2 separate regions of the Homo sapiens genome follow, and region 1 is linked to region 2. The links are chromatin loops, found by intact Hi-C in ENCODE. Cell type or tissue: endothelial cell of umbilical vein. All regions are shown on one strand. Links, peaks and the distances in the headings refer to the core of each region. The heading gives the core; the rest is flanking DNA. Region 1 has its middle 43 kb from the start of CLDN24. Region 2 overlaps WWC2 (WW and C2 domain containing 2).

Region 1 (16,018 bases), core at 5,456-13,455, 100 kb before region 2:
CAATAGATGCAGAAAGAGTATTTGGAAAAAATTCAATATTCATTTATGATTTTAGAAAATGCAAACAAACAAAAAACTACCAGCCAGATAGGAGAAAAGGAAACTCTCTCATTCTGATCAAGGGCATCTATAAAAAACCCAGAGCTAACCTCATATTTAATGGTGAAATACTGAATGCCTCTCCCTAAGATCAGGGACAAAGGAGGATGCCCAATGTCTCCATTTCTACTTGAGGTCTAGCACTTGCAATAAGGCAAGAAAAGAAAAAAAAGGCATAAGGAGCAGAAAGCAAAAAAGTAAGATAACCTCTGTTTGCAGATGTAAGTAAATTGTGGCTGTTATTTGGGATGCGGAATTGAAGATAGTCCGTGTGAATGCAAAGTCAGCCTGTGAGAACCCTCTGCCGAGGGTGTCTGAACTGGAGCCTAGCTCAGAACTTGAAAGCTCCATAAACCACTCTGCATGGAGTTCCTGCTATCACAGAGGTGCTGCACTTATGTGGGCTGAGGTTTGGGGCACTTATGGAATCCACAGTGTTTGTCCCCTTCATGGTCTACAGAATCTCATGACAGGCACCATGCAGGTCTCCCTGTGCTGTGGAAGCACTGGCACTAAATCAGCTTCCGGGCGGTTATTCTAGCCTTTCAGCTTCGTAGGCCTAGATAATGTTTTAAGTTTTGCCTCAAACAGTCATATGCATTTGCAAGTAGTTAAAAGGGGAAATTGTCTTTTATATGTATCCACACATTTTGAGTGTTTTTCATTCCTTCCTGGAAATCTGAGTTTCCATGAGATGTAATTTTCTTTTTTGCCCGAAGAACTGACTTCAGCGTTTCTTGTAGTACAAGTCTACTGGCAGTGACTTCTCTTGGGTTTCTTTGATTTGAAGATGTATTTATTTTGCTTTCATTCTGGAGTGATATTTTTAACTAATACAGAGTTCTGGGTTGAATGGTTTTTGTTCAGCACTTTGAAGACTGTACTGCTGACTGCTGGCCTCCCATTGTTTCTGACGAGCAGTCAGTGATTACTTGAATCATCATTTTCCCAGATGTCACTTTGTCTTCTTTCAAGGTAATAAGGTTTGGATCCGTGTCCCTCCCCAAATCTCATGTTCAATTTTAATCCCCAGTGTTGGAGATGGGGCCTGGTGGGAGGTGACTGGATCATGGGAGCGTAGTTTCCATGGATGGTTTAGCACCATCCTCTCTTGGTACTATATGATGAGTGAGTTCTTATGAAATCTGGTTGTTTACAAGTGTGTGGCAGCTCTCCCCTCTCTCCCTCCTGCTCTGACCATGTGAAGCACCAGTTCCCCCTTCGCCTTCTGCCATAACTGTAAGTTTCTTGAGGCCTCCCCAGAGGCCAAGCAGATGCCAGAATCATGCTTCCTGTACAGCCTGCAGACGCAAGGGCCAATTAAACCTCTTTTTTAAAAAATAAATTACCCAGTCTCAGGTGTTTTTTCATAGCAATTCAAGAACAGCCTAATACACAAGTATTTCTTTCTCTCTCTTATTTTTAGAGATAAGGTGTCTCACTCTGTTGCCCAGGCTGGAGTACAGTGGTGGGATCATAGCTCCCTGCAGGCTCCAACTCCTGGGCTCAAGTGATCCTCCCACCTCAGCTTCCCAAGCAGCTGGTGTGTGCCACCATGCTTAGCCAATTTAAAAAAATTTTTGGTAGAGACAGGGTCTTGCTGTGTTGCCCAGGCTGGTCTTGAACTTCTGGCCTCAAGCAATTCCCCCACCTTGGCCTCCCAAAGTGTTAGGATTATGGGTGTGAGCCACCATCCCAAACAAGGGTCTCTTTACCTCTGGTTTTCAGCATTTGATTATGTGATTCCTTGGCATGGAAAATATTTATTGTGGTTGAGGTTCTTGGATTTCCTCGAATCTGGAAGTTCATACTTTTACCAATTTTCAGCCATCTTTCTTCAAATTGTATTTGACCCATTCTGGAATCTTAACTACATGTATGTTTGACCTTTTGATAGAGTCCCATATGTTTCTGAGGCTCTCTCTCTTTTAAATCCATTTTCTGCCTTTTCTTTACATTAATTAATTTCTATTAATCTATTTCTGCTGATCACTGACCTGTTCCTTTGTCATCTATATTCTGCTTTAAGCCCATCCAATGGATTTTTTGTTTGTTTCAGATATTACACTTTTCTTTTCTTTGGTTTCAAGTCTTACACTTCTCTGCTGTTTAATATATTATATATTTTCTTTTGTTTTACATATTATGTTTCCTAAAAAAATAATTTCAGCTTGGTTCCTACAATGATTAATTTTATGTATCAACTTCCCTGGACCACAGTGTCCAAATGTTTGGTCATACATTATTGCAGGTGTTTCTGTAAGGATATGTTTGGATGAGATTTACATTTAAATCAGTGGATTTTGAATAAAGCATATTTTTCTCTGTACCAGTGGAAGACCTGAACAGAACAAAAAGCTGACCTCACCTGGCAGGAGGAAATTTTCCAGCAGAGCTCAAGCCTTCTTTCCCCTCAGGCCATATAGCCTGTAAATCTTTACATTTGCTTAATTTCTGCCTTTCTCTATGAGCTCATTTTGCTTCTAGATGGGTCCCGGGTTCTTTCTTTTTGTGATCCCCTTGTCAGCCCTTCTGTACTTGTAGACCTGAGGCAATCAACGCCCATCCTTCCGTGGAGCATGCCCAGCGTGGGGAAGTGTAGCTGTGGAGGAGGGCCCCACCCCTCCCGGACGTCACCTGCAGTACTGGGAGGAGAGTGAGGCCAGGGATATGGCTACAGTACCAACACCCGCACTCCACCCCATCCCAAACACCTGCACGACCAGCGCCTGCAAGCACGGAAGAGCCAGCATTTACCCCCAGCCGCATAACTTTCAGAATCCCCCGAAGTGCTTTCTGATATGGGTGGTGGCTTCCCTTTCATCATTAGTGACAGAAGGGAAACCATCAGAAATATTGTATTAATAAAGATATCTTTCTGAGCCTAGTACTGAAAACATCCATCACAAAGAAAATTAGAACAAAAAATTGCAATGCGCTATAAAACATTGCTCTTTTTGGGTCTGTGAGCTCATTTTTCTTTTGAATGGATTCTGTTTCATTTTTCTCATCATATTGGAGTCATTGCTAACTGAAGAGCCGCTAAAAACTTACATATTCCCACTCCACCCTTTCCCTCATTTTCTCTGGCTATATTTTTCTTTCTGATTCTTCTCCATGGGATTTTTAGCTGCCTCTCTTCAGCGGCCTCAACACCATCGGTTTTCCTCCACCTGGTCTTTTATCACATCTCTCTTATTTCTGAAATGTTCACTGCTCAAATGTCTCACACTTCTTAGAGTCTCCGAAAACATTGATAGCCAATAGCTCTTCCCTGCCTCGCTCCCTCTCACCTTTGCTGGATGGAGCTTGGAACAGCTTTCTTGTTTGGAGCTGAAGATAGAATTGAGAGCTCCTGATGCCTGATTTGTTTTCTTTCTACTCGACCAATCCATTTACCTGGACAATTTTACATTTCAGTTCTCAAAAGCTAAGGATGGCCAGAACTTTTTAAATTTTTAAAATCAATTATTTATTTTGAGACTGGGTCTTGCTCTGTTGCCAGGCTGGAATGCAGTGGTGTGATCTCAGCTCACTGCAGCCTTGACCTCCTGGGCTCAAGCAATCCTCCCACCTTAGCCTCCTGAGTAGCTGGGACTACAGGTGGGCACCACTGGGCCCAGCTAATTTTTGTATTTTTTGTAGAGGTGGAGTTTCACTATGTTGCCCATGCTGGTCTTGAACTCCTGAGCTCAATCCATCTCCCTGCTTTGGCCTCCTGAAGTAGAGGAATTACAGGTGTGAGCCACCATGCCCGGCCTAGAACTTTTAAAGTAGAAGACTTCTTTGTCAGAGATAGCCTTTTCTTTTTCTCTAAGAGACATTCACCAGGAAATACCATTTTTTTAATTTATAATTTTTGTGGGTACATAATAGGTGTACATATTTATGGGGTACATGAGACACTAATTTTTTAAGGACATGTGAGCAACAGTTTAGTAGGGAAGACAATCCCGCCTCTTTTCATGGGTTTCACGTGCCTGCTTTCTCCTTCACTTCTGCCAATTAGAGGGGGAGCTTCCATCCCTCTTTGATTACGAGAAAATGCCAATTAACAAAAAGGATCAATCCTTTCTAAATCCCCCAAAATAGTGAAAAAGTGTGCAACTTTATTCTACTCCAAACACCTTTTCACAGTTTCATGGGTTAATGGATCTTCTTATTGAATTATCGAGCCAAAGCTTTAAACAAAAACATCAAAGCATCCTTTACCTTATTCTTCCCTAGCCTCAAGACAGGCCAGCCTCACAGCCCACCTCCTCGTCAGAACCCTAACACCACCTGACTTGCTCCCAGTGCACACTCATCAAAACTCACCCAGCTGCAGTGGCCTCTCAGTGCTCTTCCGCCTGACACACCAAGCAGGCTTCCCCGTGCGGTGATGTCTCGCCCTCAACTGGATGCTGTCAGTTTTTCTACAGTTCACTCACTCCAGTTCTTTCATCGTATTTTGATGCTCTGCTGAGAGAATCCAAAGTTGGGCAGACGCTTTGGTTTACAAGCCTTAGTTTACAAAATCAAAAGTGTAAGTGTTTTCTAAATCCTCAGCAATCTCTCATAATATCTGAAAAGCACGTTATTTTACTTCTGATACATTTTGGTGGTTGCACGGGTTAATGGATTCTCTTATTGAACCGCAGGTTGAGTATCCCTTGTCTGAAAGGCTTGGGGGTGGGGAAGAAGTGTTTTGGTTTTTGGATTTTTTTGTATTTTGGATATTTGCATATACATAATGAGATATCCTGGGGATGGGACCCAAGTCTAAACACAGAATTTGTTTCTGTTTCATATGTACCTTATAGACATAGCCCGAAGGTAATTTAATACAATAGTTTTAGTAATTTTATGCATGAAACAAAGTTTTGACTGTGGTGGTTTTTTTTGTTTTCTGTTTTTTTTTTTTTTGAGACAGAGTCTCGCTCTGTCATCCAGGCTGGAGTGCAGTGGCGTGATCTTGGCTCACTGTAACCTCCGCCTCCTGGGTTAAAGCAATTCTCCTGCCTCAGCCTCCCAAGTAGCTGGGGTTACAGGCATGTGCCACCATGCCTGGCTAATTTTTGTATTTTTAGTAGAGATGGGGTTATCGCCCTGTTGGCCAGGCTGGTCTTGAACTCCTGACCTCAGGTGATCTGCCCACCTCGGCCTCCCAAAGTGCTGGGATTACAGGCGTGAGCCACCGTGCCTGGTCAGTTTTGACTGTGTTTTAACTGCAACCTGTCAGTCTCACTTGAGGTTAGTTGTGGAATTTTCTACTTGCGGCATCGTATCGGTGCTCAAATAGCATTGAAACTTGCAAAAATAGCAGAAGCTCCTCTTGACAGGTGTCAACGTGGGAGTTTAGCAGCTGTCCGGTGAAGTGGAGCTGTGTAGATGACCAACCTGGAAAATTCAACTCTCAATTCTGTTTCTCCTTAGTTGTACCCCAGGCTGGCTGATGTCGAGTAAAGCAGGTTGGGGATCGAAGTGACCTGGATTACTGTGATTGTGAGATGTAACTTTTGAAGTGTGAGTGTACTTAATGCTGTCTAGTATCTGTGTTTCTTCCTGGAAGGTTGAGAATCTAATTTTGGTCATTGCGTAATGTTCTTATTTATTCACACTATAAATTTTAGGATGCTTTGCCTTGACACCTAATTATCTTTAAAAGGTAGTTATTTCCAACATTTCTCTTTTCTTTATTCTGTTTTGGGGCTCCTGATAAGTAGGTATTACTCTCTGAATGCTTATGAGTGCCTTGGAAGCTGTACCTGTAATAAGACAGTGGTTTTATAGGCCTTACTTTATTTCTTTAAAACATAATTTCTTGGCTGGGCACAGTGGCTCATGCCTGTAATCCCAGCACTTTGGGAGGCTGAGGCCAGTGGATCATCTGAGGTCAGGAGTTTGAGACCAGCCTGGCCAACATGGTGAAACCCGGTATCTACTGAAAATACAAAAATTAGCCGGGCGTGATGGTGGGCACCTGTAATCCCAGCTACTTGGGAGGTTGAGGAAGGAGAATTGCTTGAACCCAGGAGAAGGAGGTTGCAGTGAGCCACGATCATGTCACTGCACTCCAGCCTGGGCGACAAGAGCAAAACTCCATCTCAAACAAACAAACACCAAAAACAAAACCAGAATTTCTTACGCTACAGCTTCCTTAGGCAGAGTGTCAGCCTTGGCAAATCTGATGCCACCACAGTGCTAACAGTTCCTTTTTTTTTTTTTTTTTTTTTTTTCCTGAGACGGAGTCTCGCTGCCCAGGCTGGAGTGCAGTGGTGTGATCTCGGCTCACTGCGAGCTCCGCCTCCCAGGTTCATGCCATTCTCCTGCCTCAGCCTCCCAAGTAGCTGGGACTACAGGCGCCTGCCACCACTCCTGGCTAATTTTTTTGTGTTTTTAGTAGAGACGGGGTTTCACCATGTTAGCCAGGATGGTCTCGATCTCCTGACCTTGTGATCCGCCTGCCTCGGCCTCCCAAGCTAACAGCTACCTTTGAGGTTGTCCTTTGTTCTGGTTATTTATCTCTGTGCAAACCCTCACCCCGAAACCTAGTGGCTTAAAACAGCAGTATATGTTTATCTCTCAGGTTCAGTGGCCTGCCTGGGTGCAGGTGATTCTCCTTGGGGTCTCTTGTGCAGCTGCCATCAGATATTGGCTGGGGCTGGGGTCACCTGACGGCTTGCCCGGGCTAATTAAGGAGGGGTCATGAATGGGTAGGAGCGACAGAGTCCACGGTGCGGGGAGTTGTTAAATAAGACCCCAGGGCCACTGAATTGCTTCCCCACCCAGGTCAGTGAGTATTTTAGATCAGACAAGCACTTCTGAATTGTCTAAAAGTATCCTCCAGACCTAACAGAAACCAATTCACTGAATAAATTGCCCGAACCAACTCACAGAACCAGCAGATGTTTCGGGTTTCCTCTGTGGGAGCACTGCTCACCGCCCTGCTTCTGGGAGATGCGGCCTTTGAGAGATGGGAGCCTGTGGCCTCCAGGTTCGCCTAGCTAGCTCACCCAGCTACCTTCCCCCGGGCCTTACCCTCCAAGCTGGGTATAAAGGCGGGACTGACCTGGGGTGAGGCAGGAATCACCAGGCCTGGGCCTCGCCTCCCCTCCCCTCCCGTCCTCTCCCTCTCCTCATCGCGCACACTTTCCCTGCAAATGCCTGCCATTCTGATTCAGCCTTTGGCATTCAGTGTGGAAGACTCGATGCTAGAAGGCTGTCTGCAACCCCTAGCTGTGTTAAGGGCTGTGGCATCCTGAATTTCTCCCGTCCCACTGCAGTGATGACACTGTCATTAATACTGTCTATTCACGTCTCAGTGTTACCAACATGACCTCAAACACCAAGCCAGGGCCTGTATCTGTCTTGTTCACAGTTGTATCCACAGTGCTTAAAACAATTTCTAGCATACATTTCGGACCCAGTAAAAACGTGTTGGGTGAATGATGTCACCCTCTAAACCCTGTAAGTGTGCATCATTTCTCCTCTTTTCAGATGGGAGCTTGAGGTTCTGGAAGGCGCACTTGCTCGAGGCTGTGCAGCTGGGAAGTCCTAGCTGTATACCAGGTCCTCTGACTTCTTGCTTCATGCTGGGGCATTACTTCCTTGTGCTTAGGGAGGCAATTCCAACTGCTGGCCCTCACAAATCAATTAGCAAGCCTTTTTTTTTCTTTTTTTTTTTGAGACAGGGTCTCACTCTGTTGCCCCGGCTGGAATGCAATGGCCCAATCACAGCTCCCTGCAGCCTCAACCTCCTGGGCTCAAGTGATCCTCCCACCTTAGCCTCCCAAGTAGGTTGAACTACAGGCACACGTCTCCACGCCTGGCTAATTTTTGTATCTTTTGTAGAGACAGGATCTTGCCACGTTGCCCAGGCTGGTCTCGAACTCCTGGGCTCGAGCAACCTACCCACCTCGGCCTCCCAAAGTGCTGGGATTACAGGCGTGAGTCACTGTGCCTGGTCTTAGCGAGCTTTTAAAGAGGACTTTGCTCTCATCTGGGGGTACTATAGGGCAGATTTCAGCTCCAAACTGCACTGGTGCTATCAGCCTCCTACATCTTGGTATCTGTTCTGACCTTTAGTGACAGACAGCAAAGACTATGGATATTTACTCTGGGTTTGATCTGAGAGAAGGTGACAGCAGAGATTGGTTTTAAACCATTTTAGGAGCTGGCTGGCTGTCGTCAGCTTGCTGGTCGTGTAACTGTATTGCTACCGTACATCTGCCTGGAGAGTTTAACATTGGGAACGTTTTTAAAGTCTAAAAATAAAAGTCCATAAACAAATCAAGCTACAATAGTTCGCACACGATTGAATCTTTTCTGAATTCCAATAATGTGTAGCCAACGCTGACAACAAGCACTGGGGTCGTGGTTTGATTTGTCCCCGCTCTGCACCCCGAGTACCTGTGCCTGGCTGTCAGCACTGCCCTTGTAAACCACCTGCCCAGGATGGGTGTATCTTTGAGTTGATTTGCTCCAGGCTCGGGATGCTGTGTGGTTCTTGCGCAGACAAAGAACCAAATCTTCCCTGTCAGAGCAAGAATGCAAACACCCCAAACCATCCGTGAAAACCTCACAAAATCACAAGGAAAATCCAATAATACAGGAACTGTGTTGAAATGAATCAAACACCTGAGACACTGTTCTTCCAGCGTGGCTCAGGATTTATCAGGTCTGCTGAGAACAGCCTCTATATTTTCTCACTGGGCCCTATCACTAAGGCCTTCCTGCATGGAAAGAGCAAAGCTCTACTATAATTAAATCAAAGAGTGATATTATTCTCCCGTGGAAGTGTAAGAATTCAGGAAGGGCTGCGGTAAGCCCTTCTGTGCTTTGGGAGGATGATTCCCACTGGCGGCAGCCCTGGGGGTCACCATCAAACTTCCTGTGCAGTATTGTTTCTTCATGGGGTCTCAGGAGGTCTGGCTCTTTCTCAGCTTGTCACTGAGCTAGAGAGGGGCTGGAAAGGGGTGGCCAGAGATAAAAATAAACAGAAAGAGGAGAAAGAGGAAGCAGGAAGAAGAGGAAGAGAAAGAGGATGGATGGTATTGTGAGAAAGATGAAAGCCCTCATCGTCCCCAGGCTTTGATTCCTCTGCTAATCCACTGTCCCCAGGGGACTACCCAACCTGAGCACGCACACAGTTCCTTTCCTTGGTGTCTCTTAGTACAAAGGAGACAAGTTGGCATTTTCAAAAGGGCATTGACAAAGAAAAGCAAAGAGGAAATAGTTACAGAAAAATGTTGGTAGCATACAAAAGTCAGATTTCCAGAGACAGAGGTCTGATCCTACCACGGGGAAATTCTCGCTCCATGGCACAGTGCAGCCTCACAGGCGCAGGGGCCGGCCTCGTGCAGCGGGTGACAGGTAGGTGACAGGGCCATCTCAGGTCAGTCCTCCATCTGTCTCCTCCTTGATTCCAAGGAAAGCCCCACCCCCTAGTGCTCTTCCCCTCAGTTCTGCTTTCCCACGTGAGGGGTCACCCTGAGGACTGATGCAATGAACTTGTTCACCTTTTCGTGGGACCTACCAACGCCCCCTCCTGGGAATGGCTTTCCAGGTCTGCAGGTCCCCTAGTATAACAGTAACTGAAATACAACAATTTATGATCTTCGTAGAACTATAAACACACGTTATATCCTCAGATACTAGGCTTCACACAGATTAGGAGCTCAAAAAATATTAGTTGTATGAATGAATGGCACTTTCTTTCTCATACTGATTTACGGGGCCACATGATGGATATGCCTGTAGCCATGGATCCATCCACCTGGTGTGGGATTTGCCAACTTTCCCAGGTTCTCCCAGAGTGGATCACTATTTAAACCCTTTGCCGCCGGGTGCAGTGGCTCAGGCGTGTAATCCCAGCCCTTTGAGAGGCCGAGGTGGGTGGATCACCTGAGGTCAGGAGTTCGAGGCCAGCCTGACCAACATGGAGAAATTTGTCTCTACTAAAAATACAAAATTAGCCGGCCGTGGTGGCGCATGACTGTAATCCCAGCTACTCAGGAGGCTGAGGCAGGAGAATCGATTGAACCTGGGAGGCGGAGGTTGCGATGAGCCGAGATTACGACGCCATTGCACTCTAGCCTGGGCAACAAGAGCGAAACTCCGTCTCAAAACAACAGCAACAACCCTTTATCCTTTTCATTCCATTTTTCCACTCACCCAAAGCCTTCCACATGAATGCACTTTGTGCAGAAAGTAAAGAACAGCTATGCATTCGTGAGAAGAGGTCCAGGGGGCAGCAGAGGCCTCTGCAAACTCTCAGTTGCAGGGGTGGGTAGTACTCAGCAGGAGCAGCACGGGAAGCAGTCCCTGCGTGGGTGGGAGGAAACGTGACGGCTGGATGCCATGGAGCATAGTGAAGTCAGGGAGGTTTAGACAAGAAAGGCTACAAGGGACCAATTTCAGCTTCTGAACAATTTGCTGCAGGTGTGACATTTAAGCATATCTTCGGGAAATTAAGCAATTAGCATTTTGAAATCATACACAAGTCTTCACTTGATTTGAAAATCATACACAAGCGAAGACTTACGTATGATTTCAGAATGTGAATTGCATTTTGAAACGCAATTAGGGTTGCTAAGTGTCTTCTTACAAATGCTCAGGACAATAGAAAAATAACCTTACCTAGTTGAATAATGAGTTGCTATTACACCGCAATGAGAATGTTGGCTTTTGGGATTGCCAGAAAGACGGGACAACGTGAGTTCGCAGGTTACCTAAAGACCTGGGGCACAGGTGCTTCCATAGTGGGTGGGGGGGGCGGGTACACATTAACACAAAGTTCCTGGAGGAACAACCAGCTAAGAAAAAGAAAAAGCATTATTATTTTTTTTTTTTTGTAGAGTCGGGGTCTCACCACCTTGCCCAGGCTGGTCTCAAACTCCTGAGCTCGAGTGATCCTCCTGCCTCAGCCTCCCGAAGCACTGGGATTACAGGCGTGAGCCAATGTGCCCCACCTGCAAGAGCCTTTTTAAAAGTGCACTGGCCAGGCACAGTGGCTCATGCCTGTAATCCCAGCGCTTTGGGAGGCTGAGGCAGGAGGATTGCTTGAGGCCAGGAGTTTGAGGCAGGCCCAGGCAACATAGCCAGGCTCCATTTCGACAAAAAATTTAAAAAATAAAAATTAGCTGACATGGTGGCACATGCTTGTAGACCCACCTACTCTGGAGGCTGAGATGGGAGGATTGCTTGAGCCCAGGAGCTGAGGTTATGGTGCATTGTGATGGAAACTCTGTCTCTAAAGAAAAAAAAGTACATTTCCTTTTAACCAAAATGCTCTGTATTTCCCCATGGAAACACTCATCACACTTTAGCGCCTTGTGTAATACCACTGGACTCAAAACCTCGAGGAGGGACCATGTCCGTCTTTGGGATCATTGTTCTGTCTCCAGTGTTCATTCCAGCTGTGCGTTAGAAGACAACACATGTGTTAAAGGGTTACTGAATGCATCCCTCTTCTAGGATGAATACATCCCAGGAAACAATTGGCTAAGTGTGCAGAAATGTCAGTCAAAGGTCATTTGACTTCATGGCTTCTAAAAAGTCTAAAAATGAGAGACTGGTTACATGAATTATGAGAATTTATAGAATAGAATACTATGCAACCATTTAAAATAAAGCTCCATATTTAATGACTTGGAAAGATATTCACAATATAGAGCTATAACACACTAAAGCCACCTATGCAACTGCACACAACTGCATTTTTAGAAAGTAAAAAAGCTGTGTAGTAGAAAATGAGGTATTTTTATTTCCTTCTCTAGGTTTCTGTATTATCTGATTTAAAAAAAAATAGACATATATTTCTTAAAAAATTCATCTTATAGTATAAAACCCAATAAAATCACTTCTATTTTGAAAAAAATATTGTAATTGTTTGTGCCATCTGGCCATTCTTCAGATATGAGGCAATTACGTGTTACACTAGTGAAAGGTGGAAAAATGGCTTCAATTAGACAAACGGGAAACTAGCACCTCATTAATTGAAGAAATTAAAAAGAAGGAACTGTGCCTACTGGAGCTCTCTTCTTTTTATCAAACAGAAAAACTGAAAAGGCATTTACTTAGTCCATGTTGTGCTGCTATAACAAATTACCTAAGACTGGATAATTATAGTAAAAACAGAAATGTATTTCTCACAGTTCTGGAGACTGGGAAGTCCAAGACAAATCTGGTGAGAGTCCAGTCTCTGCTTCCAAGATGGCGCCTTCATGCTGCCTCCTCCAGAGGGGAGGAAGGCTGTGTCCTCACAGAAGGCAGAAGGGCAAGAGAGTTGAACTTCCTCCATCAAGCCCTTTTATAAGAGCACCTAATCTCATTCATGATGGCAGAGCCCTCATGTCTCAATCACCTCCCAAATGCCATACCTGTCAATACTGTCGCATTGGGGATTGCATTTCAGCATAAGTTTTGGAGGGGACAGAACATTCAAACTATAGCAACTTTTTTTTTTTTTTACATAGTCTTGCTCTGTCTCCCAGGCTGGAGTGCAATGGTGCAATCTCAGCTTACTGCAACCCCCACCTCCCGGGCTCAAGCGTTTCTCCTGCTTTGGCCTCCTGAGTAGCTGAGATTACAGGCGCCCACCACCATGTCTGGCTAATTTTTGTATTTTTAGTAGAGATGGGGTTTCACCATGTTGGCCAGGCTGGCCTCGAACTCCTGACCTCAGGTGATCCGCCTACTTTGGGCTCCCAAAGTGCTGGGATTACAGGCGTGAGTCACTGCTCCAGGCCTATAGCAACATTTTAAAAAATAGCCAAGAAAAGAAAAGTGCATCAGGAGCTGCGTGCATCTGTTTGGACAGCCACCATGAAATACCACAGACGGGTGCCTTAAATGACAGAAATGTATCTTCTCACGGTTCTGGAGGCTGAGAATCCCAGATCAAGGCCCTGTCAGGGTTGATTTCCGGTGAGGCCTCTTTCCCTGGCTTACAGACATCTGCCTTCTCACTGTACCCTCCCACGGCCACTCCTCTGTGCTTGCAGCGAGACAGGTCTCTGGTCTCTCTTCCTTTTCTTACACAGTCACCAGCCTTACTAGATTAGAACCTCATTCTTATCACCTCATTTAACCTTAATGATAATACTTCTTAAAGGCCCACTCTCCAAGTCATGTTGGGGGTTAGGGCTTCAACATATGAATTCTGGAGGAACACAATTTAGTCTATAACGGGAGACGGAGGTGTTGATTTGGTGCCCAGTAGAGACTCAGAACAGCTAATCTGGAGATGATGACTCACAAGCACTTCTTTTCTTCTTTTTCTGATACTGACACAAAACTATGCATGATTGGGATCTGGGGTCAGCTTCCTGGATGCTCCTAACGTCCTCCAGCCCCTGGAATGTCCTTTTCCTGCCATCTTCGTGTGACTTGCTGGAGGCTCTCCAGCATGCTCTAGATACAGAAGGTTCAAGGTCTCACCAAGCCTTCTGGAGACTTACCCAGATTTGGGGGTGGGGGATACAGCCTTATGTTCCCACAATGATCTCTTGTTACAAATTCCTGCTTTTCGTGCATCTTGGTGGCCTGTGTTCCTTGGTGGCCTGAGTTCCTTGGTGGCCTGTGTTCCTCGGTGGCCTGAGTTCCTTGGTGGCCTCAATTCCTTGGTGGCCTGAGTTCCTTGGTGGCCTGTGTTCCTTGGTGGCCTGAGTTCCTTGGTGGCCTGCATTCCTTGGTGGCCTCAATTCCTCTCTCTTCATTTCCCAAGGCACTAACAGCACAAGGATTTGATGAAAGTTTAGGGCTCAAGAGGAGTCCTACGTGCTGCTCGGATTAGGCAATGACTTGCAACTAACTACCAGCTGTTCCTGCCCAGGGCCTTCTCATTCTGGCAGCGCCCCCTGCTATGTTTTCTGAGGCCTGCACTCCATTTCTAGCCCCTTCTGTTCCTCTTCTCATCTTCTAGGCCCACAGAGTCTTTTCCCTCTAGAACTGCCAGAACACCCAAGTTCTCATTACTTTACTGAACTGAGCAATTTAATTCCCTCATCTCCCACTCTCCTCTGCCTAATCCCAAGTCACCCAGACTGGACAGGGCCTTCATCTTTCCTGACCAAAAGGCCCATAAATGTTTTCTTAAGCCTATGTGCCACCTACTTTTTTTTTTTTTTTGGAGACAGGGTCTCGCTCTGTCACCCAGGTGGGAGTACAGTGGTGCAATCTTGGCTTACTGCAGCCCACACTTTCTGGACTCAGGTTATCCTCCCACCTCAGTCTCCCACGTAGCTGGGACTACAGGCACACACCACCACACCCAACTATTTTTTTTTTTTTTTTGTAGAGACCACATTTCGTCATGTTGCCCAGGCTGGTCTGGGATGCCTGAGCTCAAGCGATCTGCCTTCCTCGGCCTCCCAAAGTGCTGGGATTACAGGTGTGAGTCAACACGACTGGCCGCCTGCTACATTGAACAATGCCTTTTCCCCTAGAATGTGAAAATTCTGTAAGAATTTCCCTTTTGAAATAGTAATCTCTCCTCATTAAAGGTGCACATATATCAGACTTTGGAGGCATCTAAGTTGCTGATACTCGCAACCCTTCTGTATTTCTGTACACACATGCCTATGTCTATACATACAAAATTAGTTCTTTAAATAAATAAAAATGGGTACGTTCTTTAAGAATCTGTTCCCATTTCTGTTGTACAAGCTTTAGAGGTATGGAAGCAAAACAAGAACATATGGAAATGGTATTCTGGGGTTTAGCACAGACATTTTGTAAGAAATTTCAAAGCATCGATGTCTCAAAGCATATTTGCAAAGTGGGGACTAGAACATGGAAACCAAGAGTTTCCATTTTGGTCGCGTTGCAGCTGTGCCAGGTCTTCAGAAAGCTCAACCCGAGACCTCCAGCCCTGCCGTTCCTTGCAGATGGTCCACTGGTCCAGGCTTCTTGCTCGGCTGGGCTTTTTCTCATTACACTCTTGTGGAGAGGGCACCCCTGGGGCCAGAAGAAAGATGATGTCCTCTACAATGGCCCCAGGATGCTTATTATGATTCCTCCTCAGCTCAGAGCAAGCCATGAATAATTTAGGGCGGCATTTCAACCCCTCGTCTCCACTGGCTGTTCAACAAATCCTTTTTCTCCCTCTTTCTGCCTTTGATTGCCCTGGGAATGTTTAATAAAGCATCTGGCATTGAGTTTGTGCCTCAGCGTTCAACAAGCGCGACTGACATGACCTCAGCACATGCGTGTGCATTGACTGGAGGCAGCATAAATACCGTCTTGAATTCATGACCTGGAAGCATCATGGGCTTAGTGTGGGTACCCACGCTCTGGAGGGACATTTGTAGCAACAGCAAGAAGGCCAGATAATGGCTCCATTTAACAGCCATTCAGGACCATAAATATATTTCCTCGAATAAATCTGCTGATTACCCGCGCGCTGACTTGACAGCTCAGCCAAGTGGTTTGCCCTAAATGTTGCAAAAGGCCCTGCCACGAATCCATCCGTGTGGAGGACCCGGATAAAGAAAGACAATTGGTGGGTCCTTTTCGGAAATGATTGTACCACATGAGAAAAGAGATGGGGACAAAAAATCTCACAGGAGCAAGCATTTAATATCTGGCCAGTTGCCTCTACAAAATCATAACTACTGCTTCAGGAAAAATTGGCCACAATTCACATCCCAGACATGTGTTACGACAAATATTTTTGAGAAGACCAAAAAAACAAAAACAAAAAAATCCCCTGTGTTTTCTTTCAGATACATGATAAGGATGAGGGTGGACAATCGAATGCCGGTTTGTTACACCTTTAGGGGGTCAGGTTGTTTAAGATCCTTCAGGGTCTTCCCTTGGCTTTTGGGATAAAGTTTAAATTTCTTCCCATGGCAGAAGAGACACTTCCCGGTTCGACTGCATCCTCTTTGCCACAGAGAGTCTTTGTGATCTGTTCTAACCTTAGAGAACCACCGGC
Region 2 (16,018 bases), core at 3,486-11,485:
TAAAGGTCTGGAATAAGAGAATAAACAGAAACCACTACTTCAGAAAAAAATGAACAAACACTAGATGTATCCCAAGATGTTGGGCAGGTCTGTAGTGATTTCTAGGGCTGGCAAAATAGCAACTACAAAGTATATCCTCAGACCACCCAATCTAAGTGCTATTTGGTAATGGGAATTATGAAGAATCCTACCAGGCATTCTTCCCTTCGGTGTTTACTGACAGAGCAAAGGTCTACCCTCAGTGTCTTCTGTTGTAAGGCTGTTTGGGAAATGGCGACTCTGAACACATCATTGAATAAAATGGATTCTGTGGGCGGATGAACTTTTGTGCGAAACAGACAGCTGACATCAGTTGAGGAAGGAAGAACGGCAACCCTAAAATATCTGCAAAGAACAAGAATAAAATGGATTTCATAGGTACTTTAATTATACCAGATTCACAGCTATCATTTGAAATTATCTGCAAAGAGAGAAAATGAGGGATCGTGGAGTTCAAGATCAATCTAAAGTGTTGCTGCCATCACGGGTCCGTGCTCAGCTGCATAGATGCTCTGTCCTTAACCCACCCGAGCTGACTACGCCCCTGAGCATGCAATGGCCCAGCCTCCACTCACCACGAGACTGCAGCAAAGGCACATGATAGGAAAGTGAAGAGGAAGAAAATCCGTAGGGCAGACGAATTTAACGTCCCACCTGCCCCATGGACAGCCAATTCCAAAATAAGTTATTTCTGAGCCTGGGAAGGTGGGAACACACTAAGTAGATACTGGTGACTTTATCTCACAGAATCCTCATCCTGAGTATTAAACAAGAGATGCTGATGATCACCTCCCAGGAATGGAATACATTATCCTACTAGAGAAAAAGAAAGGCTCAGTAGCATATTGTTAAGAAAATTTAAAACAGATGAAACAACGGTTCAAAAATATCACTGTCTAGCATCTCCAAATTCTGAGATACGACAAACTGTTTTAAGAGTCCCGTGCTTTGTAAAATTCAGAGGAAGAGTTATAGAAAAACAATAACTTCTAATACTACCTTAAAGTGACTCTTCTGAGCACACATTGTATGAGGACCCACAATTCTTAGAAAGAGCGTGAGGTAACTTCCTTTAAATCCCAGGAAGAGAATACCGCTAAGTCTATCCCCTCCACCCCCATTTCCAGGCTTGTCTAATCTAGATTCTAAAACATGCCTTTCTCCGTTAGAAAAACTGTAATTCAAATGCAGAACTGAGGAATGTCATATTATTTTGTATTTCATATCAATATTAATTATGGAGATTCAGCAATGAAAACCTAGTGGGCCTGAAGCCCACTGCTGTTGATTAAAGAGCCTTACTAAGACACAGCTCACTGTCCCTGGGAGGCCGAAGATTCAGCAGAAGAAAATCTTTTCTGCTTGTCACAATTAATAATCAAAAAATAACTTTTGAGGTTGGGAAAAAAAAGAACAATTTTAAGAATATTTCATACTAGCTGTCATGTTTAGCAGTGTCATTATTTAGGCCAAGGCTTTTACATGTGGGTTTAAGGAAAGATTGCTATATATGTCAGGAAGGTTCGCACCAACTCAACAAGTGCCTGCACATTAGCTGGGGAGCCGAAGAGCAAATGTCTGCTCATTGGTTGGGCTGAGTATTTCACTGGTCCTACACTACGCAGGTATCACCATGCCTCCAGAAGGGACTTGGTGACATCCTATGAGGTAAGTGAGAATGACTGTGATTGGTTTAGTTGAAGTAGAGCATATTGCAGGTGCACCCTTACAGTGAGTTTAAAGAAGGTGTGTGTTCTTGGGGTGTTCTGTAGTTTTCTCCTGAAGTTGTGCATTAGTTCTCACTGTTTATTGTTTCAGTCTCTGGTAGACTTGTCTTCTCCATGATTTGCTTTACTAAAAGGCCACCAATGGCATGCTCCAACATCACAGCTTATCTACTGGTAGGGAGAAGTCACAGTTTATATCAAGCCAGTCTTCCTGGACACCGCTGACTGGTGTTTTTCATCTCGCATTTGGGAAGCAGGCTCTCTGCGTTGATCTAGGCACTTCTATGTGATGCCTGCTCTCCTCACTGGTCTCACTAATGATGTGGACAGTCCACACTTTGATTCAGGAAGTTCTCTAAGCTCACCCTCCTCCTGGAATCCTATCCTACCTCCAGCTTTGATGCTTGTCAACACATTAAAATCTACTATCTTGGCTGGGCTCGGTGGCTCACGCCTGTAATCCCAGCACTTTGGGAGACCAAGGTGGGAGAGCCCAGGGAGTTCAAGACCAGCCTGGGCAACCCAGTGAGACCCCATCTCTTAAAAAAAAAAAAAGAAAGCCACTATCTCTATTCTTCTATTGTCAACTACATAATTTCTATCTAGTTCTTTTTCTCTTAGATCCAGTTTCTTCTTTCTGATGATTATTGGAATGTTAGGAGGTGAACTTACAAGCAACTCTGTAGGAAAAACATGCAGAACTCTTTAATTTATTCTATTAAAAGTCTTATCACTAAGGAATATACTCTATCATTAAGGAAAACATTCACCTGGCTGGGTATAGAGTCTTGGGGATCACCCCTCAACAGCTCTTTTTAAATTTCCAAAGCCTTGCACTGCATATTCAAAATATTATTAAGATCCACTTCTTACAGGAAGTTTCAATGCAGAGTGGACATGCATATTCCGGATTCTACGTCATAGTGCTAAGTCGAAGTCTGGATTCTTCCTGGTACTTTCCAGCCATGAGCCCTTCAGAGTCACTGAAACTCTGATGTCAGAAAATGTGAATGGTGGTGTCTAAGACTTCCAGACTTATTTGTCATGAGATCTTTAGGCTTATCTGTCAGGAAGCAAAAAGTCTCTAAGCAATGGACTGTGTAGCATTATGTCATCACTTTGTTGGGATTCTTGGTTTGATGAAGTGAAATAACTTTAAGAACTCACTGGTCACAGGGAAGTAAATGCTTGATGATAAAAACATACTCTTACATGTAGCATGATAAAATGTTTGACTGGCAATGTTGTACAGATACATAAAATTTAATCACTACATTTTAATGTAAAAGATTAGAAAATTCCTTAAACAACAGTAGTAACAATTACACAAAAACAAAAATTTTACCCATATTTCAATCAAATTCCAACACAGCATAAAACAGTGCTTCTGGTTACAAAAAAGAGATTAAATGTCTTGGCTTCTACTCTTAGAAAGAATCAGTTGAGTAAGAATTAAAACTCAATATGTCTTCCTCACATTTCCCTTCTCATCTTTATCTGCCATTCATTTAGACATGATCAGCCCTGCTATGTCTTTTCCGTATCTTCATTTTGATGAACTGTATGATTACAGTGTAAAATTCTCTTACATGGAAATGTTTAAGTTCCTCAATTTGATCTTCGCTGATTTTACTTACACTTTTGAAGTATGAGGTATCAAGAAGGCATGAAGGTTTCGGAGCTGTGCTATAATCACCATGAAACTTGAACTTTTTGCATTGTATCTGTCAAAAGAGAGGCTAAATGAAGTCAGGAATCACCACAGGCCACTTGCCCTGCACAGATGTCAGAACTGCTCCTTTCCCACGTACATTCCTTACCTGAGTCCTATCTGAACCTGGGCGGTCTCTACAATGGCTACATCCTCTTCACTGTATGTGACATCTTCCATTTCACTAGGTCTATATGGACAGGGAGTAGATGAACAGTTAATTAATGGGGTTATCGATTGTTATGGTTAACAGTTTGCCACTTAGTGATTCTGAATGAAAATCCAAATTAACAGCACTCCTATGCCCTCCCAGTGGAACTGATCCCAGCGAAAGCTTACTGTTTCAGAGGCTCTTTTCAAGAAGAGCCCGCCTCTGGGCTTTAGGGCAAAGCCTCTCTGATGACTACTTTCCTTATTACTAGAAATATACCACACCCTTGAGACATTTCAGACTTTCAGAAATACACGTGAGAAGCTTCATGTGCCAAACAGGGTCTGGTGAATTCTTCCAATATTCCCACTAAATTCAAGGTTTTTAAATTCTAAAGAGGGTCAATTGCCTCTGGGTACACCAATCTGTTTATCGATAATTTCCATGGCTAAGTCATTTTTGATATACTGAACTTTTCAGGCACACCACTTCTTTAACGGCTAAAGTCCTTACTAAGCCAAAGAGCGGACTAATGGTAGCAGTCCATTTACAGCATATAACCCACATCCACGGCGATGGAGATTCGCTGGAGCTAAAAGCGCCCCTGCTGAATCCTTACTGTTTCACGAAAGCTTCATAGACCCCACTGTCTCCAGCCACAGACTCATCAGACACAGCAGCCGACACACAAGTGGTTTTCTCCCCAAGCAAGTGGATCACTCTTCTTTTTGGTAATGATTTTTCCACATCTATGGAGGGGAGGGTGAGAGCACTAATCAGAATGTCTTATTTGGAAAAGTTAAGTATTAAATACATACATAGTTTGGTCATGAGCAATCCAAAATAAGATTTCCTTCTGGGAGTCAAGGATGTTAATATTCAAATCTACAGCTGTAAACAACTCAAGGCACTATGACTTATAAGATTCCTGGGACGCCAGTTTTTTCAGTCATTACTTGGAAGAGAATATGGTTTTTCTTTGTCCTGAAATATTTTAAGGGAAGGGATGAATTACACAAATTCTCATTGGTCCTTAGTCTCTTTCTTTCAAGCATTCACTGCAGTGTTCATATATTCAGGAATAGGAAATGATCTATCTCCCTCAAGTGACATTTCTATCACAGAGAGAGCTTCTAGCTACTCAATGGATAAGTTTCCACCTCTTTTGGTCTCCCCTTCTCTCCACATGCCATATCCTACATCTCCTGTGCTACTATTCTAACAGAAATAAAGAAAAAATGTCTTTGACTCACAGGAACTCCTCACCAGCCAATACCATTAAAAAACTTTTTGTGCTACTGAATCTTTAGTACCAATGACCACTTAACTTTTATCTCGAACTCATATTCATACACCAGCATCCTGCAGTGAGCAAGGAACATTCATTTAAGGCTGTGCTCTGTACTGTAATGAGCTGCAAGCCTGTGGTGCTCTTTCATCCTCCAGTGAGTGAGAGTGAGCGCAGGGATCTGTATTGGTATGCATTTTGGCCCCCTTCTGAGCCGTGACTTTACATCTTGTGAAGATGTTTAAGTTTTAAGGCTTCAGATTACAGGATTGATTGCTGCATTTTCCACTTTATTTCTGGCAGTGGGAATGCTTTTTCCTTGATGATGAAGTGCCTTCTCTCCGCCCACCCCCCTTTGTGAAGGGTGAAGGTGATGACATGATTTATTGATTACCCCCAGGAATAACCACAGCAGCCTGAAATTGACTTTGACAATGACAGTGACTGACTGCGGAAGGCCTTTGCAGTTATTCCAACGTGGTTGGTGTCATCCAGCAGGGACTGGCACTGGACAGCAAAGTTTACGTAAAAGGGACTTGACTTTACCTGCCTAAGCCTCTAGAGCACTGAGGGAGATGACAAACGTCCCTGATAGGGAGCCACCACCCCACATGCAGGGCAGACGTCCCCTGAAAAAAAGTGCTGGTGACTTGAAGATAATTCATCTTTCCTTTTTTTGAGACAAGGTCTCACTCCTGTCACCTAGGCTGGAGTGCAGTGGTGCAATCTCAGCTCGTCGCAGCCTTGACATCCTCCTGCCTCAGCCTCCTGGGACTACAGATGTCTACCACCATGCCCAGCTAATTTGTGAGAATTAGCCTTTATGGTTAAATATACGCTTTCACTTGTTTTCAGACATGCAACTGAATATTATCTGCAATCAAAGCTCTTGGATGTATTTTCTCTTAGGGTAACTTTTTAACAGCAGTTTTCTAATATATGCATTTAAAAAGTTAAAAACTGTTTCACAAAGGTTCAGAGATACTGTCTCCATCCACAAACTTTTCAGACACAGCAAGACCCAAGTGTCAGGAGCAAGGCATGGGCCAACCAGACACACTTGCAAGACAGGACTCCCAGACCTCAGGGTTACTGGGTGGGTGACAGACTTTAGGCAACTTTTTCCCTCATCACTCTCTCCCCTCTTCTCCAGCATCCAGCCTCACTTACTGCCCCTCCAAATTGGCTGAATGTTAGAAGTGGTCACTAGATACCACTCCAAATACAGGAAGAGCAAAACTACCTTGAAAGGTCAAAAGATGTAAGTTCAAAGCACAGGAAGGAACGCTGGCACAGAACATTCCATTTTCTTCTCTTTCTTCTTCTCATAGCTTTCCATGGTTTACAGTAAGAACTGTGTTTAGCCAGAGTTTATTACTTATCATCATCACTGTCACAGAGTACTAATAATTACCATGAACTGTGTGCTGAGTGCCAGACACGGTTAAGTGCTTCACATGTTATCACTGCATTAAATCCTTCAGCCTGACACAAGGATTACTGTAGCAACCCCATTTTGCAGATAAGGAATCATAATCCTGAGAGATTGGGTAGTGTGCTTACCCAAACACGTTGGTGACTAAAATGTGAGTGGAGGCTTGGCTGGTTCCAGGAGTGGTATGCACCCCCTAACACACACACACACACGCACGCACGCACGCACACACACCGTACTCCTTCCCAGAAGCAGTGGTGAAGGCCCCACGCGGCTTTCTGTTTTGTTGGGGCCATTATGTACACACACCATTCCCCTGGTTATTTTCTTTGTGGTTATTTCCATAACCTGCTACTTGTAGCTTTGACATCTCCCCAGGAGAGGGCGCACAAACCACACAAATGTCTCATGGGCCCTCCCACAGGCCCAGGCCACTGACAGGGCACAGCACTTGGCTCTTCAGTATTTGAAACCGTAGAAACAAGGTGGATTTGTCAATGTCTTTACATATCTGAATTGGCCAATCAATTACTCAGAATTCTTAGGACCATACATACAAATAAAAATGCTTCTGGGAACAGGAAGAGAGCACTTCTAAAGAGCCCTGCCCTGTTTTGTGTGGTCAGTAAAACATGTAGCTGTGAACAGGACAGCTGTAGATGAGCACTGGGGCTTTTATTTCACATTTTGTCTCAAGCTAGCTCTGGAACAGATCATCCTCCTCAGACCAACAGTGATCATCTGCCAACAAGGGAAACATCTTGTGCTCTTTACAATCATATCTAACATATTCAAAGTTCCTGCTTTGCAAAGGAAAACAAACAAACAAACAAAAAAATGATATTTTTCCTGTTTCTGTCTTTTTGAATACAAATGCAGGCCTAAGAACTACAATCTCTAGTAATCCCTTCCCGGGGCTGCAACTGTTAACCTGGCCAGAAGGTGGCAGGGTAATACCATACACTGCAACCTGCTGTTTTAAATTAACTTTTCGCCAGAAAAGGAGTCTGGCTTGAAACAAAAACTGTATTTATATAGAATTCCCTGAACAATCTAAACACTGAACCTTGGTACTAATTAGCTACTATGTTAATTGCCTTGGTTTTAATCTGTTTTAGGCCAACTTTTAAAAGAAAATCCTCTTCTTTGCCTTGCTATTTCAGAACTGGAATCTACTTGGAAATATGTTCACAACATATGTTCCCAGTCAGCTACCACACACAGAGTGTCTCTGGACAACTGAGCAGGTACTAAATGATTAAGTCTACTAAATAGGGAAGGTAATTTTTATTTGATAATGAAAAATATCTAGGTATATAAATAAAAGCTCCTTCTTAAATGAAGCCAAAACGATTACTCAAAAGAAAGAGAAGGGGAATCATACCCTTTGTTTATATGGAAAAATAATGCTCCAATCATTCTCCTTAAAATCACTAACAGGGAATACATGAAAGCAAAGGGCTGCATTTACCTGCAGTTCCTTCATATAATGGCTCCCTAGCACATTCATTAAGGTCTTTATCCTCTGAAAGAGACTGGGAGGCTCCTCCTGAATCAGAATCCAGCAAAATCTGATTTTCGATGAGGCTGATATCTGCAAAATGGCTACTCAACTCACAGTCTTCAAAGTCAGCAGTGAACTGATGGAGAGAGGCATCATGAGAAGAAGACATGGGAAACGTGCCTTCCAAAACCAAGGGAGAGCCTGGAGGAGACAAGGAGGAAAGGGAGGACCTCGAGGACAGGGAGGCCACAGACTTCGGGGCCTCAGCCAGTGGAGGAGTGTGGCCTGTTGCTGCAGCTGCCACTCCACAGAGTCCACTCTGGCCAGGCTGGCTAGGGGACTTGACCACCTCGTTTTCATGGATGGTGGTGATGGGTCCAGAAGGAATGTAACCGCTTTTCTCTTGCAGAAGGAAGTCCAGTTTATACTGATAATCCACATCTATCTGATCACTTTGACTGCTGTAATAGAGTTCGGTGGAACTGAGGGAGTTGAGTGACCCTCTGCTGGAGGTGTTCAGAGAGCCCCGACTCGATGCCAGGGAACCCAGGCTGCTCCCAGATGACATGGACAGGGTGCTGGCAGAGAGGCTGAAAGACAAAAAGCACACACCATAAAATCTGTTACAAAATGGAAAACCTAATCACAATCTCTACTGGCTCCTTCAGATCTGCAGAGGGAAGAAACCTGCTAAAGAATGGAATCAATGGCCAGGGACAGAGGAACTCCCTATATTACGGCCGTGTGTCAGTTAACGACCTGGTCTAGTTCTGAGAAATGCATGGTTAGGTGATTTCATCACTGTGCAAACATCACAGAGTGTACTTACACAAACCTAGACGGTACAGCCTACTGCACACCCAAGCTATGTGGTATAGCCTATTGCTCCCAGGCTACGAACCTGCACAGCAGTTGCTGTTCTGAATACTGTAGGCAATTATAACACAATGGTAGTATTTGTGTATCTAAACATAGCTAAACTAGAAAAAGCACAGTAAAAATACAGTATTACAATCTTACGGGACCACCATCATATATGCAGTCTGCCCTTGACCAAAAAGTCATCATGTGGCACCTAACTGTATACCATGTCTATGCTTCTTCGTTAACCTTTTCAGCCTTGCTCTCCAAATACTCTTTAAGTAGCAAATCTATTCTTATTAAACATTATCCTCCTTTTGCAAAAATAAAAGGAATCAAATACCTGTTGATAAGTTTATTTGCATAGACATCTAGAAGCCACTTTGCCATTAAAAAATATTGAAAGCAAGAAAAAACAGGGCAAAAGCGTTAATGTAGTTTTTTATTAAAAAAAAAGCTTTTTATTTTTAGAGAAAAGAAGGCAAGCTTATAAAAAGAAAGAAGTCACACAAAAGACCCTTGGGTTCGCTCACGTTTCCTCTTTGTGTGTGAATGTGAGGAGTGAGTATTTTTCTCATCAATGTAAGGAAATCTATGGCTATTTTAAGGCAAAGCTCCTCCACTTTCCCTTTTTAAAAAATGGGGCAATGGGAAAAATGCGTTATTATCCTAAATGTACTGACAGCTAAAACATATCTTCTTTCTATAACATATTTCAAATGTATTCCAAATATGACACTGGGTTCATGCAAAAGAAAATGTGACTTTAAATCTGATCACTCAAACAGTAACTGTGCTACTATAATGATTTTATTTAAAGTAGTTGGAAATAAAGTGAAAAGTAATCAAAGATGAACAAGAACATGCTATTCGGAGAAAAGCTTTCCCCTCAAAAATCTGATAAGCTCACCTTTTAAGTTGTGAATGCAAATAAGTAGTTAATTTAGTAGTTTCTTCAAGTTTCTGTAGCAGCTCTTTTCTTCTCTCTTCCAATCTCAATCTAGGAAGAAAAAAAATTATTTTCAAATGATTATAACAAAATATGAAAACTAAAAGGAAAGAAAGATTCTCATTGTACAAACATTACAGATCACAAGGGAAAAATGTGAATGGGCTCCACAGACAGAAAACAGGACACCGGCAAGAAGTGTGGGGGGCAGAGCTGCACGAGCCAAGCTGAAGGATGGGGAGGGAGCGTTATGCCCCATCACCATGTCACTGAGAATTTAAAATTGCTGGTAGCCTAGAATCTTTTTAAATGGGTAAGTAATATGGTCCTTTGAGTTGGGGAAGAAGAGTGAGGAGGAAAATAACCAAGGAAACAAAAAACTAACCAAAGACTAGAATCCTGACACAGATCTGTGACCTGGGAACCCTTTCCTAAAACATTTCACAGCAACAGTAAAGGTCACCCTAAATACCGAATTTAGTAACGCTTGTTCCAACATAGTATTTAGTGATAACATTCCCAACCCTGATTTGATAAGAATTAGCAATTAAGAAACAATTTTAGTCCACAATACCATTGTGGGCTAATTTGGGCTCAACTGTTTAGGGAAGAGGATGACCTAAAAGTGATTCCCCTTCCGAGCTACAGCACATCTCATCATCCGCGTCGGACTATCATAAAATTTCATCCACATTCAACTGCAAAAGTTTTTCTTTTTTTTAAGAGTACAGCATTATAGAACTGTATACTTGAATAGTAAGTCATTTTAAAATATACCAAGTACCCAGGGGTTTATGCAACTAAGAGTCTGTGCAAGTATAGTCTATGTCGTGTGAAGGTCTTTAGACATCATGAAATAAAGTAGTTCAGAGCAGTAAGCAGCAGAATGGAATTCAGAAAAAGGGCACCTGGGTTTCTAATCTTGATTTGCAGCTTACTAGCTGCATATCCTTGGTAAGTCGCTGAATCAAGGGTCTTACTTTTCTCATCTGTAAAATGGTGACTATAATTCCCCTGTGTCTCCCTGGTAAGGCTGTTAAAGGGATCAATGGAGTAATGTATGAGAAAGTGCTTGACAGAGAAGAAAAACAAATCTGACTTGTTCAAAGCCTCAGCATGCCCTGAAAAGTGGTGATATAAAAACTAGCCACTTTTCTTTGGAGAAAAATAAAATTTCCTTAATTTCTAATCTCTTTGAAATGTTATATATGTTTTTGGCAGTAAGGAAACATGCCCATATTTTATTTATAGGTATCTATCCCTTTGATGTGTCAACAACACTATTCCATTATATGTTAAACTAAAAAAAGTAATTCTTGCCATTTTCTTTAATACTTCAAAAGCGCGATAAATTCTTAATTCATGGCTTTCAAAGGTGTATTTTTAAAAGCAGCGGTCATTTTAAAAATCTTTCAAATATAAATAAAAACTCAACGAGGAAAAAAGTAATATGAAGTAGACTAACTGAATTAAAAGTGCACAAAGGTCTGAAGAAAGCCCCAAACTCTACTAAAATCCATGTCTTCTGAAACAAGAGAAACACTTCGGAAGGAAGTTTTAAAACTCAATATTGCTTTTATTAAAATGAAGCCTTTTTCTAATGCTTTCAGGAGGCACCAGGATGACGTCAGAATGTGACCCTGAGCCACACTTTCAGTGCTGTCCCTTCTCCATCACTAGGGAGCGTCCTCAGCCTTCTCCAGGTGATGCTCGGCAGCTGCTCTTCCAGCCCTTTAATGTCTGCTTTGAACCACAGATGCCTGTCTTTGTGTTCTTGTTCACGTTTCCCACTTAGCTCCTACAATCCCAGAATGCAGACATCAGCCCTTTCTCCCTGCAGCACAGGGTGCCCTGGCCAGTCCCTCCGTTCTTGCTGGTGTTGAGATGAAACCTTCCCTGGGAGAAGCATGAGGAAGGCACTGGGGAGAGGCACAGAAACCCTCCTAGTGGGCCGCAGTTTGTCTCTGATGTTATCACCAAAGCCTCTCCTAGCGAAAGCCTGAAGTCTTCCTCAGAATCCACGTGTATTTCATGTGAAATGCTCTCCCCAACTTCCCCATAACCAGGGGTTAGAAGAAATTGCAGACATCAGCCCTCTCAAAAGGGTGCACACCTGTCTCTCTAGGTTCTTCTCCAACTCCTGCCTGTTGGTCTGCTGGATGAGAAAGGGTTTCCTCTACTTGGCCCTTAAAAGATTCCTCCCCCTGGCCCATCTGCTCCACATCCCCTTTCAAGCTGCCCTTTGTGAAGTGTGGGCCTTCACACCTGCCTGACTCTGCCCTCAGTGCCCTGCAGGAGAGAAGCACAGCCTGGTTTCTCCTGAACTCAGAATTCTGCACCTAGGGAAAATTTCATGTCATCTATAGAAGCAGGAAGTCCCTTTTCCACTCAAAACTAAGTGACACTCATGCCCCCACCTATTTGCTTTAAAAAATTTTTCAGAAGCAGTGGCAAAAACATTCAAATAATTAAGAAACAATTAAGACGTCTTGGCAATTACAAGGCAAACCCCCAACACTTGTGATAAAACAAGGAGCAATGTTAAGATCTTACCAGCTATAGGAAAGCACAGAGTTTAAGGAATTTCAATAACTGCATGGGAAGAATACGAAAGATGCATAGAAACACCTTCCCTGCATGGTTTTTTTCATTTGCGAGCAATTTCTCTTTAGGCCTGGCAATGCTTCACCATGAGCACCTCTTTCCCACCACCAGGTGGCGAGCACAGTCGCTGCCATCAGGCCCAGTGGGCGACACTGCAGCCCTGTGGGGGCAGGAACAGAGCCGGGGGGGGGGGGGGGGGGGCTGTAGGATCACACTCAGAGACTGAAAATTCATGTGCATCTAGCTCCTTCAGACACCAACGTTCAGCAATGACTCGGAATCTTGCCAGAGGTCACCCCTGAAATAATGGGAACCCCAAATATAAGTGGAAAACAGGAATATGTTGGGGAATACGGCAGGTAGCTTTGACAGTCATGTAGGTACCAAGAAGAAAAGGAAGGATTTGGGGTTGGTGGCACACAATCTGTTCTATGATGAAACTGAGTTTCACACAGCAAATCCTACTTCCCAAAAGAAGCTCCAGCCAGCCCTGCTTTGACACTGAGGAGACACTGCTGGCAAGGGCGTTCTCTTCCCTCTTAAACTCCCGGCGTCAGTGCAACAGCAGCAATGAGCAGAGCAGAAACCCACACACACAGGAGGAAGACACGAAAGGGTGAAGCCATAAGAAAAAATGCCAGAGCATGGGGGAATAGAAAGCAAAACCATAATAGCAACAGCAAAACCCAAAGCCAGACGAGGTTGTATCTACTTGGGAAAGAAAGGATTCAGTGTTCCCAATGGCAGCAGGTTCTGCTCTTCTGGACATGTGAACTACTGAGTCACTTTGAGCATCCCAGGATAGGAGTTAGAAAGCTTTAAGCTGATCAAGCAAGAATGTCTGAGTCCTTCAACCTTTGATGGCAATGTAAGTATGAGGATTTGCCTTTGGCCATAGACACTGATAAGGAAACTAGTATCCACTTATTTGGAATACTAAATGACCTGGCTCTTCCAGGTAACTCAGAAAGTCAACATACTACATATATAAAATACATGTTTCCCTTCCTGCTAACATCCAATCATGGGAGACAGGGCCATGGAGGTATCATATCCACACCACTTACTCCCCAGATGACACAAACCCAGTGGCTGGATCTCACTAAATAAATAATTTTTAAAATAAATATCTTATAGCTCCTCTTCCTAATGAGTTCAAGCCTACTGTCTCTGGTGAGGTTTGGGCTGTTCGTTAAAAAAAAAAAAAAGGAAAAAAAGCCTCCTATTTCACTGGAATTTTGAGTTACTATGTGTGTGCAAACAAAAGTATAAAGTTTAGGTACTTAGGAAAAAGTCAAAGTTTAGGTTCTCAGGAACAAATTGCTATCTTTAATGTTATATCATGAGTCATTTTTTGGAAGCTCTACTCCTAATAAAAAAGGCAAGCAAGACGCCACCTCAATAAAAACTAAGACAAACAAATATGTCTTCTTTCTCTGCCAGAACAAATCTGTTTGTAAGTCCTTCCTAGATTCACCTACTACAAAGTAGAACAGCTGAGATGGACGTGGCACATTAGACACGTATGATTATATAAAATTTTATAATATGTAAATGCTATGTAGTAGTATGAAACATCATTGCTGTTTTATACATGGGCCACATAAAAGCTACCCATTTCATCATAGCTACTGATGACTATCCGTAGCTAGAAACTTTAGGTATACAAATTTAGACACATCAGGGTAATTCAGAAAAACAACAGCAACAACAACAACAAAAACAAATTAATTCTCCCTTGCCTTCTTACTCTTTTTGTTCCTTTTGGTCTTTGTCAGATGGGGCCTTGCTTTGCCAGCCTGGCTGACACTTCCCTCAGGCTGACCGTTTGGTCAGCAAAATTAGACAGAAAAGCCAGAACAAGAAGGGAAGAAAAGAAGGGGAAATGGAGGCAAAGATGAGAATTATTAAGAGGGCAGAAGATTATAGTTCAGAGGCTTTTCCTTTTGATACGTTTTCATGTTCCCTACAGCTATGACACTGAGGCTGCGTGTTACCTTGATCAACATTTTAACCCACAGAAGTCAACTCTCCTAAAACGGTTAACGTTGGGGTGGGTGAGTCCCCATGCTAACACCTACCTGGGAATGTCAGAGACGTCTTCCTCTCTCCCTCCCCCTGCTTTTCAAATGTTTTGATATTATGTAGCCATGCAACCCTAACATTTATTGAGGACAAGGAATTAGAAGGCAAGACGCCACAATTTTTTTTTTTGAAGCAACTGGATTATGGCTGGGTGTTTTAAACTTACTTCCAGGTCACTTGAAATTATATCAATGTGAATTTCTTTCCCATCACCCTGAAACAGGCACTGCTGTTTACTGGCTGGCCTAAAGGATGTACATGCGGTCGTTCTCAACGGCTCTCTGGTCTGTCCTGAAACAGGTATCCAACCCATTCTGCCATCAAGGCCTGGACCCAGGCTCTTATGCAGATGCGTTCATGTCAAACTGACACACAGAGGTCCCTTCACTTAACATTCCAGCTGATCTGTTTTGCAGAACTGGATTTTTTTAGATGGAATAATCAACTCACACCTTCCCAGAGAAAGATGGGAAAATTGCCTAGAGTATTTTCCTTTACAGTTTCACCTGTTTCACGGGAGGGATGCAACTGACAAACAAAATGCAAGTGAGTACGTTGTGACCTGTTAGGGTATCACAGGGAGGAAGCTGTCTTTTCCTCGTGAAATGACTAGCAATAAACTTTTGCATTCCTGTGAGTAATAAAACCCAGAATAGGAAGCTTCAGTTGCTCTAACAGTCTAGATAATTTTTCTTATCGGAGTGCAATAGTTTATAGCTATTGTTATCAGACTTCATCAATGATGTACATTCCTGGTTTTATGTCAGCATTCCTTAGTTATTCAACATCTGTCACAGGTTTTGCACGTTCCTAAAACACAGAACTTATCCTGTCGGGCATTAGGATGGTGCACTTTATTGTTCTACAGAAAGTCCATTTGTGCTGTTTCTCAGTCCACTAAGAACAGATGCAATTGAGATTTCCAAACCCAGGGAAAATAGTATCCAGTTAAGACACCCCCACAAGAGTTAAGCTGCCCTATTTCCAGAAGGAAAACAAACCTCTCGGCCAGAGCTCTGCTTGGTGTTCCCCTCACAGACAGCAACTCTTCTTCCAGCCGCTGCCTTTCAGCTTCTAGGCGTTCTAATTCATCTTGGGTACGTTTCTGTGGGGTGACGAACTGAAGCTCTTTCAAAAGTTCTTCTTTTTCATTAATCAGCATCAGTTTTTCCTTCTCAATATCCAGTGCCCCAGGCCAGGCCTCACTGTCCAATTTTGACAGTTCAATTTTTAAGTTGGCCATACTAAAAAAAAAAAGATAGAAGAGGTATGCACATACTTAAAACTCCTGAGAAAGGTAAACACAGCCTAAGCCAAATTTGGTGTTGACATGCTGTCCAGATTTTCCTAACTTGACCTTACCAGAAAGAGGTGTGGTCTACTGGTGAGAGGCCGGAGTGGGAGCAGCAGCCTTGCACACCAGTCTCTGGGCCTGTCTCTGCACTCAGCTGTCACCCACTTCTTTCCCCCATCTTTAAAATGTGAGTGAGCATACCCAGCTACCTGACAAAAGGGTGAAGGCCAAGTACACAGAGGCTTCAAAAGCTGAGTGCTCTGGGCGCCACGAGAGGCCAGCTCTGACGTGTGACTGCCTGTGTAGGTGACAGGAAAGATGCCTGGGGGGTTCCCTTTAAAAAAACTGAGGTGAATGATGTCTGAGATGC

Evidence for each region. Hi-C counts contacts between places; a loop is a spot of excess contacts. Peaks named below come from ENCODE experiments on the same cell type or tissue, not always from the same donor. Only the 100,000 strongest peaks of a DNase experiment are listed, where the experiment ranks them.
Region 1: a loop joins it to region 2, with 9 times the contacts of the local background. A loop is called at or near these places in 2 of 110 quality-filtered maps.

What each region holds. Positions count from the first base shown.
Region 1 is chr4:183,357,708-183,373,725 of GRCh38, reverse strand. No RefSeq gene overlaps it. Among named protein-coding and RNA genes, the nearest start is that of CLDN24, 43 kb to the right of the region's middle. RefSeq lists an enhancer at 15,101-15,601. In endothelial cell of umbilical vein, for the core only: no CTCF peak of the experiment used is centred there; a DNase peak (open chromatin) is centred at 10,365.
Region 2 is chr4:183,253,337-183,269,354 of GRCh38, reverse strand. It overlaps WWC2 (WW and C2 domain containing 2), which reads right to left. Exons shown (of 23, transcript NM_024949.6): 9 at 15,356-15,598; 10 at 9,627-9,716; 11 at 7,823-8,445; 12 at 4,248-4,377; 13 at 3,587-3,667; 14 at 3,404-3,490; 15 at 192-384. Among named protein-coding and RNA genes, the nearest start is that of WWC2-AS1, 21 kb to the right of the region's middle. RefSeq lists a silencer at 12,398-12,457. In endothelial cell of umbilical vein, for the core only: CTCF peaks have their summits at 6,714 (motif pointing right) and 7,302 (motif pointing right); DNase peaks (open chromatin) are centred at 6,754 and 7,284; H3K27ac peaks cover 334 bases.